Linked DNA regions of Mus musculus: regions 1 and 2 are each linked to region 3. Evidence: chromatin loops called from intact Hi-C (ENCODE). Cell type or tissue: heart. All regions are shown on one strand.

What was found. Peaks named below come from ENCODE experiments on the same cell type or tissue, not always from the same donor. Only the 100,000 strongest peaks of a DNase experiment are listed, where the experiment ranks them.
Region 1: it touches region 3 in a loop (3.0-fold over the local background); 17 of 42 quality-filtered maps call a loop at or near these places.
Region 2: it touches region 3 in a loop (2.8-fold over the local background); 13 of 42 quality-filtered maps call a loop at or near these places.

What each region holds. Positions count from the first base shown.
Region 1 is chr13:21,175,075-21,183,074 of GRCm38, forward strand. Trim27 (tripartite motif-containing 27) reads left to right here and starts at 4,857. Exons shown (of 8, transcript NM_009054.3): 1 at 4,857-5,840; 2 at 6,910-7,005. The coding sequence starts at 5,421. In heart, no CTCF peak of the experiment used is centred here; DNase peaks (open chromatin) are centred at 4,837, 5,087 and 5,797; H3K4me3 peaks cover 4,120 bases; H3K27ac peaks cover 3,085 bases.
Region 2 is chr13:21,231,025-21,239,024 of GRCm38, forward strand. It overlaps Gm32525 (a long non-coding RNA gene), which reads right to left. Exons shown (of 5, transcript XR_003950579.1): 2 at 4,121-4,285; 3 at 3,509-3,551; 4 at 3,088-3,353. It overlaps n-TAagc17 (a tRNA gene), which reads left to right and starts at 3,021; the gene lies at 3,021-3,092. In heart, a CTCF peak has its summit at 3,540; DNase peaks (open chromatin) are centred at 3,047 and 3,517; H3K4me3 peaks cover 1,845 bases; H3K27ac peaks cover 369 bases.
Region 3 is chr13:21,322,389-21,330,388 of GRCm38, forward strand. It overlaps n-TTcgt4 (a tRNA gene), which reads left to right and starts at 425; the gene lies at 425-498. n-TMcat13 (a tRNA gene) reads right to left here and starts at 4,401; the gene lies at 4,329-4,401. In heart, CTCF peaks have their summits at 3,947 (motif pointing left) and 4,733 (motif pointing left); a DNase peak (open chromatin) is centred at 4,713; H3K4me3 peaks cover 3,326 bases; H3K27ac peaks cover 473 bases; H3K27me3 peaks cover 494 bases.

The DNA.
Region 1 (8,000 bases), 150 kb before region 3:
CCCCACCCTCTTGTCTCACCACAATACAAGAACCCTCCACATACAGGGCCATGTCTGGATGTTTCTGAGAACAAACGGCAACTAATTTGCATCCTAAATGGGAAAATCTCCCTAAATCATAACTAAGAAGTTTCCTGGAGGGAGAAAAAGCCATTCTCATGACTAATAAACCTTACCCCAGCAATAACTCAATAAAATGCCCACACTTTCCCAGGTCTGTAGGAAAAGTGGATTTCTTGAAAGCTGGGTTGATCCTGTCTTTGGCCCCTTTCCTTTCGCTTTAGAAAGTTTGCCTGAGAGTTTATACTCAGGCTCAGTTATTTCTACAGTGCAGGGACAAGTTTCTCAAGTGTGTTCAGTACCCACAGGTTAAGCCAGGGGCTTCAGGATGACTCAGTGTGTGTGTGTGTGTGTGTGTGTGTGTGTGTGTGTGTGTGTGTGTGAGAGAGAGAGAGAGAGAGAGAGAGAGAAAGAGAGAGAGCGCTTGCACTGACACACACACAAATGCTAATGTATGCATATACTTTGATAATTTTTATTTTTGTGGTTATCATCGCAGCGTCCCCCTTTCTTTCCTCACATGTGCCCCTCTCCTCCCCCTTGCTCTCTCGCAGACTCATGGCCTCCTTTTCTTTAAATGTTGTTAGAGTGAGGGATCAGCAGTTAAGAACACTTGCTGCTCTTCCAGAGGTGACAGATTCAGTTCCCAGCACCTACTTTGGGTGGCTCAAAACTACTGGCACCTCTAACTCCAAGGTATCCCACACCCACATGCACAGATACATGCCTTTTTTTTTTTTTCTTAAGATTTACTTATTTATGAGGACACTGTAACTATCTTCAGACACACCAGAAGAGGGCATCCGATCCCATTACAGATGGTTGTGAGCCATCATGTGGTTGCTGGGAATTAAACTCAGGACCTCTGAGAGAGCAGTGAGTGCTCTTAACCACTGAGCCATCTCACCAGCCCACATGTAAATTTTTTTAATGTAAAAAAAACTTTAAAGTTTTTATATAATGAGGTCTAAATATGTATATTTCTAAGTGGGAAAATTAAATGGACACATTGCCACAAATATATGACTATGAAATAATGTCACAAAACTCAATTTTAAAGTTTTATTTGTGTGGTGGTTTAAATGAGATGTTCCTCATAGACATTGAATACTTGGTCTTCAATTGGTGCTACTGTTTGGAGAAAGAGGTATGGCCTTGTTGGAGGAGGTATACCACTGGAGGTGGGCTTTAAGAGTTTAAAGATTTGTGCTATTATAGGTTTGCTCGCTCTGCCATTTCCAGTTCACACATAAACATCATGTGAACAATCTCAATATAAATTCAAAACTGTGCTGTGCCAAGGAATCTCATGCCACCTTCTCTTCCTACACCCTCGACACTACTGGCCAATGTTCTGTCTATAATTTTGATATTTCAAAACTATATGGAGAGGATGGAGAGGTTCTATGGTTAAGGGCACTGGCTGCTCTTCCAGAGGACCCAGGTTTGATTCCCAGCACTCACATGGCAGCTCACAACAGTCTGTACTGCCAGTTCCAGAGGATCCATGTGCATGTCCACACATGCTGGCAAAATACTCACACACATAGAACTAACAATCCTTTAAAAGGGGGTGCAATGGTACCCCAATCATTCCAATCACTCTCCTTGCTCTTATTTACACATGAATGCACACACACACACACACACACACACACACACACACACACACACGCGCGCGCGCGCGTGTGTGTGTGTGTGTGTGTGTGTGTGTATCCTTAGCCACAGTGTAAAGATTTGAACATAGGATCTTTCCCATGCTAGGCACGTGCTCTCTCACTAAGCTGTAGCCTCCGCGTGTTTTCAATCCCCCTCCCCTCCTCCTCTCTCCCTCTCCCTCCCCTTCTTTGTCCTCTACCTCAGTGGTTCCACCAAGTTGCTCAAACTGGAAGTTGTTCAAACTGGCCTTAAACTCGTGCCCAAGTTGGTTTCAAAATTTTGATATTTGATTGATTTGATATTTGACCTCCTGTGCAGGTCAGGTTTGAGTTGATGAGTGTATTTATGTGTCCCTGTGTGTATATACACATGTGTGTTTATATATGATATAATTTTTGTTTTGTTTTTTATTTTTTGTTTTTCGAGACAGGGTTTCTCTGTGTAGCCCTGGCTGTTCTGGAACTCATTTTGTAGACCAGGCTGACCTCAAACTCAGAAATCAGCCTGCCTTTGCCTCCCAAGTGCTGGGATTAAAGACGTGTGCCACCACGCCCGGCTGTGTTTCATTTTTTTTAAAACTTGGTCTTCACTTACAAGAGGATTAATGGAGTGCGCCACCACGCCTGGTGATTTGACCAATTATTGATTGAGATCTTTAAAGTTTTGTTTTCTTGTATTGAGCTCTGGGTTGTATGGATGTTAACTTTTTTTAAGTCTTTCATATATTAAGGATACTCATCCCCTATCAGATGACTAAACAATTCAGAATTCTTATTTTGTTCCCATAAGTGTATAAAGGTTAGCAACTATACTAGGTATTGTTACCATATGTGGTTTTCCCTGGTGTCATTCTCCACCAGCCCACCAGGATAAAGTGGGCAGAGCCGATGAACAGGGTTTCAAAAGGCTTGTGAATACAAACGGAAATGACAGTCCAGCATCAGATCAACTTTATTCAGGGGAACCAAGGGCTCTCTATCGTTGCAGAAGGAAGTAGGGATCTCCAGGGTGGACAAAGGTCACTGGCTGAAGGCTAGGTAGAGATGCCTCATTAGCCTAGGGAGGCATTCCAGGAATCTCAGGTGCTTGCTGGACAGGTTTTTACGTGGAGGAAGGAGAACCTGTAATCTCACCACTGCTACGTGCAGTTCTTCAGGTAGATGGTAAGGGGGAGGAGGGCATTTCTAAGCTCTCCAGACAAGGTCAGAGAAGAAGAAGCCCTGCTGACAAAGGGAGTCCACCATTTTGTACCAAGCTCAGTGGTTTTTGGTAATGTCAGATATCAACCTTAGCAGCAGGGTTTCTCTGACAACTATAGTTGATTAAAAAAAAATTCATAGCAGCAATTTCATTCATCTAACTACTGAATCATTTCCAAGTCATTTGCAAACAGATAAGGTATTGCAATAATTTAGGCCAAGGTGGAGGAACAAACACAAAAACTGCGTGGATGGGTCTGAGACGAGCACTTGCCTAGCTTAACGTCCTGGGTTCGAGCTCTAACACTGAAAACACTGGAAATGAGTAGGCAACTCAGCCATAAAGCTCATGACAAGCCTACTAAATTAGTGGAGAAAGAGAAAACAGTTATCGCTTGAGAAAGGAGGGAGCCTGTAGCAATCCTGGAAGGGGGAGCGCTTCCTTTCCCCTACTTCCTCCACCTTGCCCTACTTACCTGGCTTGTCCAGGCCATCTGCCTTGAGGTTAGGAAAGCAGAGACCGCATGAGCCCTGGATGACAAAGCTAAAATCCAGAGCCGCACTGATGACCTAAGAACACATATCTGCCACCTGCATTTTTCATAGTTCTACACCGGCTTGCAAAACTGAATTCTTCCTTCTGGAGTAAGACTGGCACTTTCAATTCCTTTCAACTTCAGTTTTGTAGCAGAGTAGACTACAGTGTAGCCTAGGACAAATATTCTACCATTTACTGGAAGTGTGCTGAGTTGTTTTGAGCCTGGAGTTTCAAAGAGCAGGTGGGGAGAATGGAGGTTTGGATGAGCGAGACTTGTTAAGTACCTCGGATTTCTTGTCCCATAGGGAAGAATCAAGCAGAATCCAGTGAAGTGATGGCCTGGATACAGAAATTCCCTGTTGCTCAAACACAAGGGCAGGCACGGAGTCAATCCCAAAGGAGAGTAGGAAAGGCCATGGCATAAGTGACAGCGCACAGAACTGAAAACCTATTCTGTGATAAGAAACCAGGCTACAAGACCTCCTCCGGTCATCACAGGACTCTCGATTGGGCAGAAACAAGCAAGTTTTAGGTTCTACTCAATGTCATTCGATGTACTGGGTGCTTCATTTAAACTAGCGGATAAAGATCTTTATGCTCAAGCTGTGGTTTGTTTGTTTGTTTGTTTGTTTGTTTAAAAAGGTGTAACTCCTTGATGGGGAAAATTCCTGAAAGCAATAGGGTATGGGAGCTCAAGGAGGGCACTGAACTAGATTGCTGGGAGTAAGAACTTATTAGAAGAGTTATTAACGTCATGGGCAGAAGGACAACACTACAGTGGACAATCAGAATTTTTGGCCCCAGCGCCGCAGGGCCCAGGCTGGAGGTGAGGGGTGGGGGTGGGGGTGGGGGTGGGGGAGTGTTCTGAGAATGAGGCCCACGTGGCAGAATCCGGGTTGTTTCTTCGAGGGTCTCATAGGAACCCACAGCCACGTAGGTTCCTCAGCAGGTGGCAGGGAAGACGAGAGAGAAGTGTGTCGCCAGGCAGCCCTTTGACACGTCGGGTCTGGCTACTCACTTGAGGAAGTGAGACACTGGGCACCTGAGGAGCCTGAGAAGAAGTTAGGGACTCACAAGCGGGCTCTCGGTGGGGTGGCTCCCTAGTAACGGTAGAGCTAGGGAGATGGGGGAGGACTTCATGGTCTGGTCAGCACTCTGGTCGGGATTCGATCGGTCCCCATTTCACACGAGAAGAAAATGAGGCTCGGAACGATAAACCGATTTACTTTAGGGTGGAGATAGAACTGGGCTTCTCCGTTTCTGCCCCTGAGAAAAGTTGCTGATGATTAAACCCTTTTCTAGCGATTGTTAACGCCTGGAGCTGGGTGTGTCACACTGGGAGGGGCCTAGCTGGTCTCCCCGCCCAGCTTTCCGGCATTTATGCAAAGCCATCTTACTTTTAAAGGAGCCGAGGCCTAGCCACTAAGAGGAAACTCAGCAGAAGACTACGGGCCCACAGACGCTTGGAGTGACCCGACGCCACTGCCAGGGGACACTCTGCTCCCACTGCACGCGACAGCCACGACCGACTCCCGGGCTGGGTGCCGGGGACCCAGGACTGTGCAGAGGAAACCCGCTTTCCCGCCCCGAGAGAGCAGAGCGGCGCGGGAAGCCAGGCCCCGCCCCCGGCCCACCTCTTCCGCTCGGCCCTGAGGAGTCTGCGCGGCCGCGGGACCCCTTCCGACGCGGCCACGTTGCCCGGTGAGCCAGCCCGCGGCGCCCGGTTCCCGACTCCCCTCGGCTCGGCTCTCAGCCGGGCTCCGGGGCCCAGGCCTCCTCCCCGTGCTGTCGGTGAGGAGCAGCTGTGCGGGGACGGGTCTGGCCGCCCGAGAGCTCCGCGCGCGTCTGCGATCCCCGCGCCGGAGGCCCCGCCCCGCTCCGGAGCCGAGAAGCGGAGCGAGCGCGCTGAGCTCCGACAGAGCTCGGCTCCGGGCTCATGCCCTGCGGCCCAGCCGGCCCGCGCCATGGCCTCCGGGAGCGTGGCCGAGTGCCTGCAGCAGGAGACCACCTGCCCCGTGTGCCTTCAGTACTTCGTGGAGCCTATGATGCTCGACTGCGGCCACAACATCTGTTGCGCGTGCCTGGCCCGCTGCTGGGGTGCCGCGGAGACTAACGTGTCGTGTCCGCAGTGCCGGGAGACCTTCCCGCAGCGCCACATGCGACCCAACCGGCACCTGGCCAACGTGACCCAGCTGGTGAAGCAGCTGCGCACCGAGCGGCCGTCGGGGCCCGGCGGCGAGATGGGCGTGTGCGAGAAGCACCGGGAGCCTCTGAAGCTGTACTGCGAGCAGGACCAGATGCCCATCTGCGTGGTGTGCGACCGCTCGCGCGAGCACCGCGGCCACAGCGTGCTGCCCCTGGAGGAGGCGGTGGAGGGCTTCAAGGTAGGGCCGGGCCGGCGGACAAAGGGGCGAGCCGGGGGCTTCCTGGTTTGATACCGAGAAAATGGCGAGCCGGACGTGGGGCCCACCGCCGTCATTTCCTCCCTGTCGGCTGCGGAGCCTCCGCACTCAGACTGGGAAGGAGAACCTGTAGCTGGCGAGGCCAGGAGCACCCCCACCCCCACCCCGAGCGCCCCTGCTAACCGCCTCTACGCGTGCCGCGACTGGGACGGCGCGAGGAGACCCTCCCTTGACAAAGGAGATGCACATGGAGCCAAGTACACTTCCATAGGCCTTGAACGCCTCGAACTCGCTCTGACCCAGGATACCAAGCCAGACAGTCACTGTTGGCTGGCTGAATTCACATCGAGCAGTGCCCATCACTTAATCTGTGTCCCCAGCACTTCCCTGTAAACCTGTTTTAGAACTGAATGGAAATGAACAGAGCTTTTTACTGCTTAAGTAAATCATTTAGCCACTCTCAGACTCGGGAGATGGCTTATTGTGAAGGGGAAGTGAACTCACAGGACCTTTGTGGAGTGTTGAATAAACACTGGCACAGCTACACAGTAGTACGAAAACGTTACATATAAAGTAGCTCTGAAGTGATAATGATCTTGAGGGCTGCAGGGATCTATACCAACAGAGTTATATATTTGTTTAAGTGTGAGTTCATCCAAATGTCAGTCACGTTTACAAAGCTGTCACCTGTATCATTTCACTCGCTGGAGATAAGTTGTAATTTAGTAATGTTTACTGATTCTTTGAGGAAAATAAATCTTTTTTTTTTTTCTGTATTCATCTGAGAAATAGCTTACCTTTTGAGCCTCCTTACCCAGATGTCTTGTAACCGCTTCTAGGAACTGGTAGGTGGCTAGAGTTTAAATAACAAATTGCTAACACACTTGCTGGCCCCTGTGCTTTGGGCTCTTCCCAGGAGTGGCATTATGGTCTGAGAAGAGAGTCCAGCGGGGCCTTGGCATCTGTAGTTTGGGTTCATGTGTGAAAAGCAGAGTATTCTGATGCTGAGATCTGCAAAATCTTGAACTGGCCGACTATTTACTTTCTTCAGGAGCAAATCCAGAACCGACTGGACCACCTAAGAAGAGTGAAAGACTTGAAGAAGAGACGGCGGGCACAGGGGGAGCAGGCCCGAGCTGAGCTTTTGGTAAGGGTCCAGATCTCCAGCCTGCAGAGGAATTGATTGCATTAGGATAGTAAGCTTCTGAACTGCTCTGAAAATCCCTGACAGTTCTCGGCCTTGGCAGGGGTGTAGTGAGAAGCCTCTAAGCAGAGCCTATCAGCTTTGGGAGGTTTGTCCAGAGAGAACTAGCCCCTGGGAATCCCGAACCCTGGGCCTGCTTCTTGGGTCAGACACTAGCCAGTTTAAGTGGAGTGGGTGCAGGCTTTCCGGGCCTTAATTTCTTTCTGTTGGAATAGAGGTCAGACCTAAGAAACCTGTGGATCTCCAGCAGCCAGTGCTGCCGCTTCTTCCCTTGAAATACGTGTTTTGGGTTGAATCAGAGACAGTGTGTGGAAGTGAGACGAGGCTGCCAAGTGGCCTGCAGTAAGAAACACCTGTGCCAGGGTGTAAGTCACACTGCTTTGGATACATTGCATGAATTTATTTTTAGCTTTAATGTTACCTAAGATTATATTGTGTGCTTTATGACTTTGAAAGACTTATCCAGCTTAAAAGAGGTCTGAGTAGAGGGCTCTTGGAGCAGTTGAGTTCAGGTCAGGTTTTAGCAAACTTTCTGAAAAGAGCCAGTAGTAAGTAGTTTTGCTTTGTTAGTTTACACAAGCCGAATCACAGCACCCCAGTTAGTGCATGTCAAAAACAGCCGTGTGTAATACATAAATGAGTAGGTTTGGCTGGATTCAAGTAAAATCTTTCTTGACTGCTCTAGAGCCATCTTGCTGACCACTTATTTAGAAATAGTTTCACTGTGCAGCCAGGATGGGCTTGAACTCTCCATATTCCTGCCTTAGTCTCCCCCCAAGTGCTGGGAGTGTGGATATGCACTGCCTTGCGTGGTTTATAATTTCCTAGTTAGAGCTCTAGGTTTTTTTTTATCTTAAATACATTATATAGTTAAGAATGACCTTGAAGTTCCAGTCTTCCCATGTCTGCCTTCCAAGTGCTAGGAAGGAAGGAGGAAT
Region 2 (8,000 bases), 91 kb before region 3:
GGCTTTATTTATTTATTTATTTATTTATTTATTTATTTATTTATTTATTTATTACATGTAAGTACACTGTAGCTGTCTTCAGACCCTCCAGAAGAGGGAGTCAGATCTCATTACAGATGGTTGTGAGCCATCGGGTGCTCTTACCCACTGAGCCATCTCACCAGCCCTCTTTGACTTTTTCTGACTTCACCTGAAACCTAGAGAGCTGACACAGGTCTTTTAGAATGGATAATGAAGGGGAAAGAAAATTTAGGAAATATGAGTTCTCGTTAGTGTAAATATCTTTGCCAGTGTATACTGATCATTTGTAGTTTCTACTGAGTAAAACTTTATTATAAGAGATGGCTTAATCATGGTTTAATATATGCCATCCTTAATCCTAGAATTGCTAAGGAACTAGAATAGAGGTCAGGGCACCCAAAGCACTTTTGGTGTATGTAGTCTGAGGCAAGGATGAGGCTGCCAAGAGTCCCAGGCATATTTTTCACTTTTATCCAAGAGAGAAATTGTTTACTTTTCTTTGTAGTCTTTTAACCTTAAACTGCCTAACCAATTTCTATCCCCTGTTTTTCTCATTCCCTATCCCACACCAAAAGAGGTAACCATAACTGCCATTACAACATTAGGGTGATGACCAATCGAGCTCCTTACAGCTGGAATGGCTTTCAGGGTATCCCGCTAGCAGACTTAAAACTTACTGAAAAAAAAAACTCCAAGTGTATTGGTAGTTTGATTTGTGTAATGGCCAGGTGAAGGGAGGAAAGGACGTCCTTGGCTGGTGTGTGGAGGAACAATAAATTTATTGGACTTACTTTCAGGGCATAAGTGAGGGATGGGTGATCCAAAAGTAGCCACACTGGAAAGCTTTCACCCAGTATAAATGATAGATGGCTTCCCCACATCTGCATAGGTGGAGCCCCCTCTCTGTGGTCTTCCTCATCCTATTTACCTTATCTCCTTCCCAAGAGGTCAAGACAATATGCAATTAGGACTGGGTTGCAAAACATTAGCTGGGAACAGTGGTTGGATATTGAGGTCAAAGTCTAATGACCCTAATATTGCCCCCCACTTCTATAAAGAACATCAACAATCAACAAGAACAGCTCTGATGATCCTTTATAAGCAGACACAGATGGTCTGATGAAGATGATAGTTGTTTTATTTATAGAATGGGGATTTGCAATACCACCCTAATAATAGACCCAAGTTCAAACTACATGTATAGGATAATAAAATAAATATTACCTGTGTACATAGTGTTAACTATGTGACTTTACAGTTCTCAGTTAAGTCTTATAGAAAACACAAGACAGTGAAGTACAATTTTTTTTTTTTTATGCCATGTGTAGTCCAAAGAAACATGTGCCATAGCCTTGCTTTTGGGCTGTTTGTTTGTTTGTTTGAGTGGTTTTGCTTTGTTGCTGTTGTTGGTTGGTTAGTTGGTTGGTTGGTTGGACTTTTGCTTGTGCGTTTGTTTGTTTTGTTTTGAGACAGGTTCTCTCTATTATGGAGCCCTGACTGTCCTAGAACTCACTGTGACTATAAGGCTGGCCTTGAATTAATAGAGATGTACCAGCCTTTGCCTTCCAAATGCTGAAGGCAGGAGTCACTACACTGGGTTCCTCATGTCTTTTCATCTTGCTGGTGTTACTCACTTGGAGCATGATGTTAAAATCCAAGCCTACAGTCTATGCCTTTTAATTGGATTGTTTAATTCATTCATATTTAATAGAACTGGAACAGCTGGGTTTGTGCCATCATTTTCCCTTTCGGTTTTCTACATCTCATTTCTACTTCACTCTTCAAATCTTTTTTTAATAGTAAGTGAATACTTTCTAATACAGCACTTAGATTTTATTAATGATATATTCACAACATTTTTTAAAGCTTTCATTTAGGTGGCTTATTTATGTAGTTTACACTATACAAGTTCACAAATTGGGATTACCTTGTTTTATGAAAAATTAACTCCAGTTATATATGGGAAGGTCACACCTACAAAGCTCTAGGCTTTCTGCTCTTGTGATATTAATGTGATACTCATTGCATCTATCAGTTGTAAAGAAAAAATTATATTGGTATTATTAATTGACTTAGTACCTGTCACTTTCTTAGCCCAATTCTTCTTTGTTCTGGCGACATCCATTGTACTGTCATTGGCAAATGTTGCACACACATATTTCAGCCCTGTGTTATATTCTCAACCATGCATATCTTTATACGGTTGCATTATAAATCATTTAAGAGGAGAAATAAGAAAAGTACACTACTGTAATTTTATTATTACTATTATTAATTTTATGTCAGCACACGAATTAGTTAGGTTCGTTATTGCATTTTCATATCATTCACTACCTTCTCCATTGCTCCACCCCCTCTGGTTGGTCCTCTCCCTTCCTCTAAACAGCTCACTTTTCCACACTTATGTCATCTGTGATCACGTAATTATATATACCTATATCCTTTGTTCACATTAATTTATCATCAGGAGTCACAACTTTCGATCTGAAAAAAAAAACAAAAACAAACAAACAAACAAAACGCCTTTAGTTCTCTCTCTCCCTCTCTCCCTCTCTCCCTCACTTTCCCCGCTCCTCCTCTCTCATTTTTCAGTTTTGGAAACAGAGTCTCACGGTATAGTTCTGGTTTGTCTTGCAATTCTAGATAATCCTCCTGTCTCCACCCCAAGCGCTGGGATTACAGAGGAGGTACATCGTTCCGGGCTCTGCAATCATTTAAAATTAGGCGGCGGACAAGAGGGGAATAAAGTCGGACAAAAAGTATTCAACCTGGCTCTTTCCCGGGCTCAGGGAGGTGGATCCATGCACACAGAACCCAGAGCTTCGAAAAGCTGTTGGTTCGGACCCGGGAGCGCGCAGATGGTCAGATGCCAGGATTTGGCTTGATTTTCAAAAAAATCGGTGAAAATAATTATGGCCTTCGGCTTCTGTTCATACTTCCAAAACCTAGTAAAAGTCAGATTTCTGTCTTGAATGTATTCCCAAGAGCTTAGCTGTGTCGGGGGTGTAGCTCAGTGGTAGAGCGCGTGCTTAGCATGCACGAGGCCCCGGGTTCAATCCCCGGCACCTCCAGTGTTTTCAAGCCTCCATCTGCTCGCTTTTCTCCAACAAATATACTTACACTTTTCCTTGCTCGAAGAGAAAGTCAAACCCTTCCATACAATATTATGCTGCGGGACAAACAGCAAACCTTCACTTCACTTCACTGCTGCCGAGCCGATACCATCTCATAGCATCAGAAGAAGATGGAAAATCAAAATACAGCTAGGAACAGCGGTTCTCTCAGTCCAAAAACGGCAAGGTTCAGGTTCTGAAGGTAACGTGACCATCTACCTTCATTTCCAGGAAAGAAAAGGATCAATGGTAACAGGAGAATGGCACAGGTTCTCTAAATTTTCCTGTTGAAATAGCTGTTTTTACCGCATCGCCCTACAGTTCGGCACGTGGGTTCCCGGTTTGTTTTCAGATGATCCCTGGAATCCACTCACCTGAGACAGCAGCGCCGTCTGTCGGAGAGACGGTGTCGAGACCCTAGAGAGAAATCGCAATCTGGGTTAGCAGTGTACAAAAATTAGAACCGTATTTTAAATGGTAATCCAGGCCGATCCTTCGACATTAAAGTTTACGAGGCTTCCGTCTGAATGTACTTATAGATTAAGAAGATAGGAATCATGGATTTCTACGTCTGAATAATCTTCTTGCTCCTGTTCTCTTTGTTTTCTCACTTCGTGCTATTAAGATGTTTGTAATTTCTGAATCACTGTACACAGTTGAATATGTGATAATTATTTTCCTTTTAATTCAAAAAATTTGAAAATGTTGCAATTAACACTGATAGCTTATAATGTAAACCTGAACATTTGTGTCTTTGTTTTCAATTTTTAAATAAGATAAAAATCTGTGTTTGTTGCTTTTGTTCTCTCTACAATTCAAGAATGTTCATATTAACACTTTTAAGCTGTGAAAGATGCCGTTTTAATTTAGAATCTTTTGCAACTGTAATGGAAATATGAACTGAGGGATGAAGCTGGCCTGTAATGTCACCAGGGAGTTTTCAGAAATGCTCAAAAGACATGCATTCTCAGAATAAAGTGTCTTACCGTTCGGGGGTTTGGCTGTGAAGAGAGGGTAGAACTGCCGTTCAGAATCCAGGCTTTCTCTGACAGAGAAAATAGCCTGTTTTTTGCTCTGTTGATGCATTTGTACTCCTTCCCTTTTCTTGTTTCCAAAGTTGAGTTTCACAGCATCTCTTGCCACCACTGTGCCTGGAGAAAATGATTAGCAAGTTCCAGCCATGGGGACTGCACCAGTTTGCGTAGTGAAAGGAATATGATCAATATAGGAGGGAAAAGGCCCTGGTTACTGTCATTGTTTCTCTGTCTCCTGTTAGGGCTCTACATACATGGAATAGATTTCATGGGGCACATTTACCTCTGACATTTAAGGAAGAAGAAAAGAAGGGACAAAGTCCTAGACCATGTAAAGAGTTTGGGTATCTTTAAAAAATCCAGTTATGTTATGTCAATGGGTTTTTGTTTTAATCCCAGGTGTGGGATAAGAGGCTGCTTCAAAGCAGGTGATTATGATCTGTCTCATGCTCTAGTAGGGGCATAATTGTTGCTAGGTGGAAACAGTTTACATTTGGAATTCTGGGGACTGTGGAGAGGGGATAAATGCCAGAGAGGGACCTTGGCGATTCAAGAAGGCTGCTCCTCCTCCTCTTGTTGTAGTCTGCCAAATGGTTGTGAACAAAGAGACAAGAAGTTGGAGATATCCTGACATGAAGATTGGACTTGCCTCAAGGAACTCCAATGACTCTAATTAGCAGGAAGTAGTCTAAAGAGGTCTACACCCACTTTTTCCTCTAACTTTCCTCTTCTACCTAGTGTTGGGAGGTTGGAAGGAATTAGGGTAGAATAAGGCATGGAAGGGTGGTAGGTATAAGAACCCAATAAAATAGATTTAAAAATAGGGCCCACAGGTCTGCCTGAGGATAATACATACCATTGTGCCCAACTGAATTTTGATCCCAATGAGACACAGTTACCCAGTTCTGTTTATTTTAAGACTATCCTTCAACAGCCTCATCTTTTTTGTTTTGCTTTTTCCAGGAGAAATGAGAGGTTGAGAAGTTTTTGTAATTTCAGTTAACAGTTTGTTTGTGGTACTCAGACCCTCTAGGTACCACTAAGCCCCACTCTAGCTCAAGCCTTAGACAGTCTTGAAAGGAAAGGGTTATGGCTGTGTGAGGCCTACTGCTTCCCTGTGAGGGGTGGAAGTTGTGTGGATGTAAATGTCCTTAAGGCTATCCTAACATTCAAAATGCTGTGCTGTATTCTTTTTCAAAGGCATTTCCAATATTACCCATCCCAATTCAAGCTCTACTGACTAAAGTCTCCCACGGTGCCTGGTTCCATGATCTGAAGTCACAAGTGCCTCCTTACACCCAGTGATAAGAAGAAATTAAGCCAGGAATGGGGGCCCAAAGACTACAACAAGATGGTTCTGGAAGGACCTTGAATACTACCTTTGAGATGGGTTGGGCGATGCCCAGGGCCTGAGTGCAGGCTCCTGAATGTCCCACACAGAAACACTCAGTTCCCTGACTGGTTTTCATTTCCTGTACACAAACACATGATACAAAATGTTTATTTTAAACCTACACAATTTGGACCTTGTAGTGGTTAGGTTTTTTTAAGTTGACAGAAAAGCGACTTGGGAAGCAGGAACTCTCAGTTGAGGAATTGCCTCTATCAGACTGGCTGTAGGCAAGTCGCTGGGGGCACTTTCTTGATTAATGATTGATGTGGGAGGGCCCAGTCCATTGTCTGCAGTGCCAGCCCTGGGCAAAAGGTCCTGGGTTATATAATAAAATAAGCTGAAGCTGGGCAGTGATGGCACATGACTTTAATCCCAGCACTAGGGAAGCAGAGCCAAGTGAACTCTGAGTTTAAGGCCAGTCTGGTCTGTCTATAGAGGGATTCCAGGCCAGCCAGGACTACACAGAGAAATCCTGTCTCTAAAAAAACCAAACCAAACCAAAGCAAAACAAAACAGTAAGTGGAGTAAGCCAGTAACTGGTTTCTACATAGCTTCTGCTTGAGTTCCTGCCCTTGCTTTCTGTTATGATGGAGTCTAACTTCTAATATGTCTTAAACCCTGTTTCCCTAAATTGCTTTTGGTCATAGTTTTATCACAGCAACAAAACTGCGGCAGACTCTGAGCCACAGAACCTCTTAGGCGGATGTCAGAGTAGATGATGTACACACACACAGTCTCTTAGTTTCCCAGCCGGAGGGATTGTAGCTAACGTGACCACATCTGGAATCAACTAAATGCCAACCGTCTGAGCACATCCGGGGGAGACTTTCTTGATGAGATTATTTGAGATAGGAAAATACACTCTAAATCTGAGCTTCTCCTGGTGACACCTCACAGAAAAGGACAGGAAAGATGAGAGCTTTTGCTTTTTGTTTGTTTGTCTTCACACTTGCTGGCAAGTTCATCTGCTCTGTGGCTGAAGCCTTTCTGTCCTTCTCTGCACACCCCCTTCCCCACCCCGCCCTGCCCTCATAGCTCTGCTCCGGTCTGGTCTATCTGCCTGTCTACCTGTCCACTTGTCTGCCACTGCCCTTTCCCCAGGATCTCATTCTCCTCCCTTCCCTCTTTATATCAGACCTGTTGCATGGCATAATTTCTCAGAGGCACACATTAGCATGGACCCACCAGGCATCCCCTTACCGAGTTATATTTCACAGCAGTAAAATCCAGTGATTCCATCCAGAGGATACTGGGAAATCCCCTAGGAGCTGTGGAAACCAGGGGTTTCTGAATCAAACAAGAAAATGCTTCCTTATGTGTGTTCTCAAGGTCTCAGCCACCCCACCCCACCCCACCCAGCAAGAAAGATGAACTGTGACTCCGTTGTAAGGAGGAGCTTCTTGACATCTTGGGGTGAAACTGTGCGTCTGGTGATGTGCTCCTGTAAACAACCATTCCTGTTTCAACCCAGAGTCTGGCACCAGCTTGAGTGACTGTCAACACAGCCAGTACAAACGCAAGGGGACTGGCCGACAACAATAACAACAGAAAAATAGCCACGGGGATCTGCTGCTCTTGGGGTTTTGTTTTGTTTTCGATTAGAAGCAGGGACTGTATCCGCCTTCCAAGCTCAGCTCCTTCATTTCTTTCTGCCATGTCCCTGGAAGGTAAACACGAGTTGGGGGATAAGGCCTAGAGTCAGAACATTTGCCTAGCCATGTGAGAACTTGGGTGTAAATTAATATTTATACCAATAAGGACACGACACCAGAGATGTAAATTGAGGTAAAACCCTGCTAGCTCACCGAGATAACTTTATTTTCTTAACTATATACAAAGTATCTATTTACAAGCCCGATCCTACAACTAAACTACTAGCTCTTTAGAAGTCTCTATGTGTCATTCTACTGAGCTAGTCTGCCTTTCTCTTGAGTGCCTCCAAACCCAAGAGGGCCCCTTGGTTCTCTTTCCTAGAATACTGTGTAACCTGTGCCTTGCAGCTGCAGCTGCTTCTCTGTTTTCCTGCAAGTCCAAAGAGAAAATCCCTATCTGTTGTTAGGAGCTCCTTCTGTGAGACCCCGACTTAGAGCATTTCTCCCTAGAAGGTAAAGCCCCTGGTCATTCCCCAAGCTTGTTTCCCTGATCTCTAAAAATACAGCTAGAAAGAAGCTCTTTGTTCTCTATAGCCAGCAAAAAGCCTTTTGGTTTCTGAGCCTTACAGCCAGAGATGCGATAATTGTAATTTTACCAAGGACATCCAGGCAGAGAAGAACACTCCTCCCAACTCTTCCCAACTCCTCCCAACTCTCCTCCCAACTCCTCCCAATTCCTTAGCTAGCTGTTAAAAGCCCCCCTACTGTTGCAACTTGGAGTCCAACTTCCCTGCCCTGCACTGCAGAAGGACTTCGTCCTCAGCTAGCTGATAATAAAACCTCTTGC
Region 3 (8,000 bases):
GCACACAGGAGCTCACATACGGGCCGCACCTACACATTTATCTACTTTGCCGTAGTGGTCTTTGTCAGTTACTCCATAGCCAGATTTTTCTTCCTTAAATGCCCGTCCTTTAAAAAAAATAAAAATAAAAATAAATAAAAAATCTGACTCTGACTCTCGTGTGTGATGTCTTCAATCTGACCAGAGAAAACACGGGGCATCTTTTCTCAACCGCTTCTTCTCTGTAAAAAAAAAAAAAAAAAAAAAAAAAAAAAAAAACTAAACTAAAAAACAACAACAAAATCAAAAACATCTAAAAAACAAACAAACCAAAACCAGGCATCATTAGATAATGTAAACTAACTCCCCCCCACCCCCTTCCAGCCCCCACGGAGCAGAAATAAAGTGGGATAGATTCATCTCTCTTTCTCACCTGCCACAGCGTGGCTCCATGGCTTAGCTGGTTAAAGCGCCTGTCTCGTAAACAGGAGATCCTGGGTTCGACTCCCAGTGGGGCCTTCTGTTTTCACATCTTGCTAGTAGAAGCGCAATTGTTAAAGTTACTATATTTACAAAATTGTAACCTGATATGGTCCTCCCACTTTTTTAAAAACAACACAGTTTTTATGGAGATAAACCAGATTCAAAAACTGGCTAAAGAATAACTCACAGACCTCAATCACTTTTCATTAATTTACATTAAACTGTAGTAAGCTTTAGGGGCAGCCAAAATCTTAGATACGCATGATCGATCCAGACCCTAAACATCTCCAGCGCAATCAGCCACTGTGAAGGAAACTAGAACGTTTGGAGGGAGAGGCGGGGCGCTCCATCCAATCATTGCTTTCCTTTTTATGTTGTAGGAGAAGAGCCTCCGGGCTTCCACGTGCAGTTGACCACCAAATTACACCCCCAGTTCTATCTTTCACTTTGTGAAGAGGACATTAGGAAGAACACCCCAATTACCTCTTAAGGAAATGTTCAGAAAGCATTACAGATCATAGACGAGAAGCTAAAATTTCCTAGATCCAAGTATGTCTAGAGAAAAGGATATTGAGGCAGGGCGGAAAGAGCGCCTTGGAAAACTGTGACGAACATCCAAGCCAGCTGAGTCCACCGAGTGCTTTATAAAAGGTTCATGCCTCTTTTCGCATTGTCTCATCCACTAACTCAACCAACATTAACTGTTTGCCTTTTATGTGGTAGGTGTATTTCCAAAGAGGAACTATACCAGTGAACAGAGCTAACGGAAACTCTGGGGAGCCTTGCATGCCAGTGGAGGAGTGGCATATACACAAACATGAATATGTGCAGAGTGACTCTCAGCTACTGATGAAGTCTGGGGCAAAGGGATGAACTGAAGAAAGAATATGGGCTATATACCAGGTGGGGCAAGTACTGAGAGAGTATCCTGTCAAATAAAACCACTGGCAAGTGTTCTTAATTTTTTTTATACATTTATTTGTGTGTGTGTGCATACACGTGTGTGCAAGTATGTGGGTATATGGAGGTCAGAGGACAACTTGTGGGAGTCAATTCTCCCACCATGTGAGTTCTGGGGACAACTATATCATCAGGCTTGGTGGTGGGTGCTTGTACCCCTTAAGCTACCTCACTGGCCCTGTTTTTAATTCTTTTACCAAATGGAAGCAGTTGCAGTATTACCAGTATATCATGGTAAGTATCACAAGTAGCAATGTAAAATAATAAGAAATTGCCCTTAGTTGTGTCTGGATCTCACCTCTGGCCATTTTGTTGGGGACCCTGTTGAAGTAGGTACCAGTCTCCATTTTCTACCCTCAGCTGCTGCACACGATGGTTGAGGCACCACTGACAAATCATTTTAGCTCCATGGGCATGAGTTACAAGCTCACCAAGTAGAGTTGACTGGAGTGGGCAGATAAATGCACATAAAATATCTGAAATGGACATCTGACCCATAAATAAGTGGTTAATTAAGTTCAGTATGTGGTAAGATAATTGTTCTACTCTTTAAAATAATTATTTGTGCAAAAGGTCAGTGCCTCTCCCTACACATGCCTTTTTTTTTTTTTTTTGGACAGGGTTTCTCTGTGTAGCCCTGGCTGCCCTGGAACTCACTCTGTAGACCAGGCTGGTCTCAAACTCAGAGATCCACTTGTCTCTGCCTTCCTAGTGCTGGGATTAAAGTTGTATACCACCACTGCCTGGTTTGTCGCTTATTTTAGATGTATGAATGAACATTCTAAGCATGTTTTGATGTAAACACCCCTCCCCCCCAAAAAAGATAATTTAAGTCTTTAATCCCCTATATCTGGCATTAATGAGATTTTGTTTGGAAATAAACTCTTTCTTTGCATAAGTAGTCAACTTTTACTGTTGTCTTGTTTTATTCTGTTTTGTTGTGGGATAGGATTCCTTACAGCCCAGGCTGACTTTGAATCCCGATCCTGACGTCTTCATCTCCCAAACGCATCCTGCTTCACCTAGCAGGAAGAGTGAGCGCTGAGTTTTGATAATGATTTTACTGTGTTAAGGTGGGACACAGTCAGGTGCCTTGAGCTTTTGTGAATGTAAAGAGGAAGATTTAGATTCAGGGACAGTCCCTGTGAAGATGGAGGCAGACTGCAGAGACTTGTCACAGACAAGGAATGCCAAGTAGCTTGTGTCAAATAAGCACGATAGGAGGCCACTGTTTCAGATCAAGTTTCTCCAGGGCGTCCCCATAGAACAGGCACAAATAAAAACTAACATCTCCCTGCTGAAATGTGTCACTGAGGGAGGATTGGGGCTCAGAGTCAGAGAAACTAAATATACAAAGGCTTTATTTATTTATTTATTTATTTATTTATTTATTTAAATCATGAGCGGGACTAGCCAGGCTAGCTGTGTTTATTAGAGGCTGGTGACCACTCATTAGGAGTCTGTCCTCTCATGGAATACTGGGGATTGAGCTCTTACGCTTTTGATGGTTATGTGCCTGAGAACAGCCATTAAATTCTTCAGAGATGTATCTGTGCTGCGTTTCATAATCATAAGCTTGGTTTCTGTACAAGCTCACTAAATGGTTGTGACCTGTTGACTGTTGAGCAAAGATTTGTTTTTGTACACAGAGTGGAGGTATTGGTCAAAAGGCAGACGCCCTTATTCTGTCAAAAGATCATTGAAAGCTGTTGGTTATCCATCATCACTTGGACTCCTAAGCTTAATAAACCCTGTTGGTTTTGAGTGACTCGCACAATAACATTTGAAGCCTGACATACTGGCTCACTCATGCCTGTAATCTCAGCACTTGAGAGGCAGAGACAGGAGACTTATTGAAAGACAGCCTGAGTTACATAGAGCAACCCTAGCTTACCCCCCCAACCCCAAACAACCAATAATAACAACCTTTGTATTCTCCACTGCAATCAAAGACAGATAGTGTTCTGTTTTTTTAAGACCTGTATGTCTGTGCCCACATGTTGGTAGTGGAATATATCTAGTTGTTAGTTTGTCCTCCCAAAATGAAGCTATTGATCATCCAATAGTGGGTTATCGAGGTGGGTCTCTTCATTTGTTATAGAGTCACTGAATTGACAGCTGGTCCTCGGATGCCTTCAGAAACAACATTTCCTAGGGCATAATGTAGATGTTTCTTTGGACTTGTTATGGCTATTACTTTATTACTTTGGTTTCCTATAGCCCACAACTGTGGCAGTGAAATAAACAGAACTATATAGTAGGTCTATCCGTCTGGTTGAGACAAGCCTGTAACTTGTGGCTATCATTCCTAAGTTCCCCCAATGCAGGGATTACAGGCATGTAACACTATACCCTCTTTAATGGGATTTACTCTTAAATGTCTTAAATTTGAAAGAGCTATAAAACTCCTAGCAACTCGATCCAAGAGTGAAAGAAGTTTAACGATATTCTGAATCTGTTAATTCTCTGGTTAGCTACAGATAGAAGCCCTGTAAAGGGTTCTGTGATTTATTTTCTCAAACTACGCCACCTTCTGGTAGACATCTGAGTCTGCAATTCCTGGTCAATTGACCATGGATCAAACCCCAAGTGCCCAGAGACTTGAGGCTTATCCCAGCAGAGTTTGACCTCAGAACAAGATGCCACATCTGAACTGTTTAAAACCTCTAGATTTGTGTCATTTTCTAGAGGGTCACTAGGTAACTGACAGATTTATGATATTAGGCACAGTTTTAGCTTTGTGTAATGCATTGTGATAGGCATTTAAAAAAACGCCTTGTAAAGAGGTACTGAAGCAAAAGGAGAAAGATCTCAAAGGGCTACGGCCTCATTACACTCATGGTGTACGACAACTATCCTTTGATAAAATTATAGGTTTGAAACAATTTATCAGCCACTAAAACATCTGCCCTCTCTGAGGTTCGAACTCAGGACCTTCAGATTATGAGACTGACGCGCTGCCTACTGCGCTAAGAAGGCACTGAGTATTGAGCTTTGAGTAAAACTATTGATCCTAATTTTTTTCACATTTCTATAATCCTTTTGAAGTTAAATTGTTTTCTCCACCACCACCTTTCCTGTAACAGAAATCAAAAGAGCGGTGTGCCGTGTCCACCACGCCACCCCGAGCTGCAGGAGACCACCGACAGCTGCAATGTAACCCATTAAAAATCGTAAGTCCATTAAAACATTGACATCTTGTTTGCTCCTGTGCATCAAAGGCAGTTCGTGAGCGTGAACTTTTTAGAGGACAGCGGAGGCGGAAACCGCAGAAGCCGCAACCAGGATTGTTCCCTAACCGCAGGACCTGAGCGCCCTCTACCGGTTCAGGCTCCAAAACAGTAATAAAAATGAGATGGGATGGGAGGACGCACGGGGAAATAATTCGCGTAGTTTTCTTGTGTAAGTTACTTAAAAGCGCTGTAGTCCGCAGAATGACACAATACCTCACAATATCATCTAGGGCACTATCCACTGGTCACAAATAAGTTGTCAGGAAATACTAATAAGAGACACAAGTAAGGACATTGAACTTTGAGGTCAGTAGAAAACTCTCGTTTATACACATTTTCTAGAAATGAAATCCTTTGCATTTGGGGGTTTTGTTTTGAGAAAGGGTTTCACTCTGTAGCCCAACCTGTCCTGGATCTCAGTACGAAGCTCACATACTCTGGCTTCAGCCTCCCAAGTTCTGGAATTTAAGAAATAAAACTGTTATAAAAGGTTTTGGTACGTTTTATCATCTCTGCTTCACTGTGAGGAAAGTGCTAGAGAGCTTAACCCGGTTCCAATGGTGTATGGGTAGGAGGGGCACAGAGATGCGCGCGCTGCTCTTTGGAGAGTAGCCGAGTCCCACAACCTGTGGGAGCTGAGCACATCCATCCAAAAGCCTGGCTGCAAAGACCACAGCTGGAGCGTGAGATTTGAGGTTTGGAGAGAGAGCCCCCTGTTTTCTGAGGAAGGCAAAGCTTCCACTGAAGATATCTTTGAGTAGGCTGCAACAACCGTGAACAGGGTGTCAAAGCAGAAGGAGAAGCCTATTTGTAGACTATGGTGGTTGGGACATCTACAGAATAATTTATATTTAAAATGTTATAACGAAAAACAGTAAAACATACTTGTGTCTTTGACATCATTGCGGTCAGTACCAGGAATTTGCTTGTGAGGTAGTGTGTCTATGGGGGTCTAAGATACTGGATAGAGACTCTAGTTATTCGGGGATGTAACTGCAAATCACCCCTGCCAGTCTTACTATAAGCCTTGATGCACAGTGGCTTCTAACTTTAGGTCACCTTAAAGATATATACTTTTCTGCAACAAGAGTGTGAAAATGTTATTTCTAAATCTGTCCTTTTTGTGCCTTTAAAATCTTTGAAATGAAATAAGAGAAAGTTCCTAAGTTCTGCGTGGCGATGTTGCCTTTGCAATGAGCACTCATTCCTGCCCAACCCTTCTTGTGCACAGTTCTTTGGAGCAGCTATATGGCCAGAACACAGGGTTACAATCAATCTGTATCGCCTTTGCTCACACAGGCAGGCAAAAGCCTATTACTTTCCTGACATTTTACACTTTCCAGACCTGTTCTGCTTCCTTCGTCACTTCACATTGTTGCCATGATTCCCAGACCAAAAAGAGTTTCTTCCTTCTCTGTTGTGTCTCTGTGATGGTCAATTTTATGGAGCTATGTTAGTGTATATTACAGATGACAAATAAGAACTTATATTGTGTTGTGTAGCAATGTCCCATCCCAGACGAACCCTTATTAGGCCTCAGGACATTAAGGGGAGGCAAAACAATACACTGTTGTAAAGGGAGATACATATTACATACTGCTTTGAAGCCCATTAAACTTACAAAAGGAATAACTCAGTGACTTCAGGAAGTCCCTGAAACTGACCAGATTCACTAAATCCCTCGTTCTCCAAGCATACATATATAAGCTATAAGTACTTTCGAGAGATTCTGAGAGAAGCAGCGCTGTCTAGAAGAGTCTTAGATCAGCAGAGACACCTGGAAAAAAAGAAAAGAAAACAGAGATTAGCCAAGATGCCCGGAAGGTGCTCAGACTAGCTGAGCTGCCTGAGATAGTCTCTAATCTGTTGAGCTTTTTGTGAATTGTATAGCATGCTACTTACTGGTCCCCAGCTTTCCTGGACTGTCACCCATGCTGAGATGGGTTGTTGTGGTGTAGCCTCATAAGTAACACTTCACCTGTCTTCCTAGGGAAACTGAATAAAACTCATTGGTTCACCAAGTTGGACTTCAGGGCCATCCTTACCTTTATGTCCATTCCCTATCAAGTGAGAAGGCATTTGTTCATGCCTCTCTAGCAATAGCATCACACAATAATCCACATGGCAAGAGTATGTAATATTAGAGAACTTGTAAAAGTACAGTGCCTAAGTATGTTATGGTGATGACAACTTTCAATTCAGGGTTTACTAAAAGCCAAATATTTTTGTACACACACACACACACACACACACACACACACACACACACTTTATTGTTGCCAAGGGGATGCTGCTGAAGCAAAGGGACCAGAATGATCAAGGACGGAGTCTCTGGAGCACACGGAGGGAGTTCAGTCATGATCTATAGTCCAGCCTCCCTGTGAAGCAATGCTGATCTATCTCACCGTGGATCTATAGTCGAGCCTCCCTGTGAAATGATGCTGGTACTCAGCCCAGTTCTTAGGCTTTCTTTTCTTTTCTACAAAGCTGATGTTCATGTGATTGACAATTTTTTTCTGTCAGTTGGGATTTTTTTCCCCCTGAGACTCTTTAAATTCAATTCTTTCAAGTACAAATTAGAAATAGTTTTCCCACCCTTAGATTTTTTTCACTTTACTTATGCATTTTTTAGTGCATAGGAGTACATATGCCTTCAGCTCAGAGATCTACCTGCCTCATATATGTAATGAATTACATCAACTATTTTTACTTCTGATTTTTTAAGATAAAAATCAAAGTTATGGGGCCGAAGACAGCCGGCCACCGTCCGGACCAGAGGACAGGTGTCCGCCTGGCTTGGGAGGCGGCCTCAGCCTCAGCAGCAGCGGTCGCCATCTTGGTTCCAGGACTCAGCAGAACTTAGGAATTTAGTCTGAACAGGTTAGAGGGTGCGCCAGAGAATCAGACATCTTCTGGGACGGGCGGAAGCACAGAGCCGCTGAGGCAGCACCCTTGGCGGGCCGCAGACAGCCGGCCACCGTCCGGACCAGAGGACAGGTGTCCACCTGGCTTGGGAGGCGGCCTCAGCCTCAGCAGCAGCGGTCGCCATCTTGGTTCCAGGACTCCCTGGAACTTAGGAATTTAGTCTGCTCAGGTGAGAGTCTGCACCACAGAAGCTGACAGCTTCTGGGAACTGCCAAAGCAACACAGCTTCTGAGAGAGGCCCTGTTTTGGGCCTTCTTCTTCGACCAGGAGGAGGTCCAAAAACAAGATATCTGCGCACCTTCCCTGTAAGAGAGCTTGCCAGCAGAGAGTGCTCTGAGCACTGAAACTCAGAGGAGAGAATCTGTCTCCCAGGTCTGCTGAGAGACGGTAACAGAATCACCAGAAGAACAATCTCTAAAC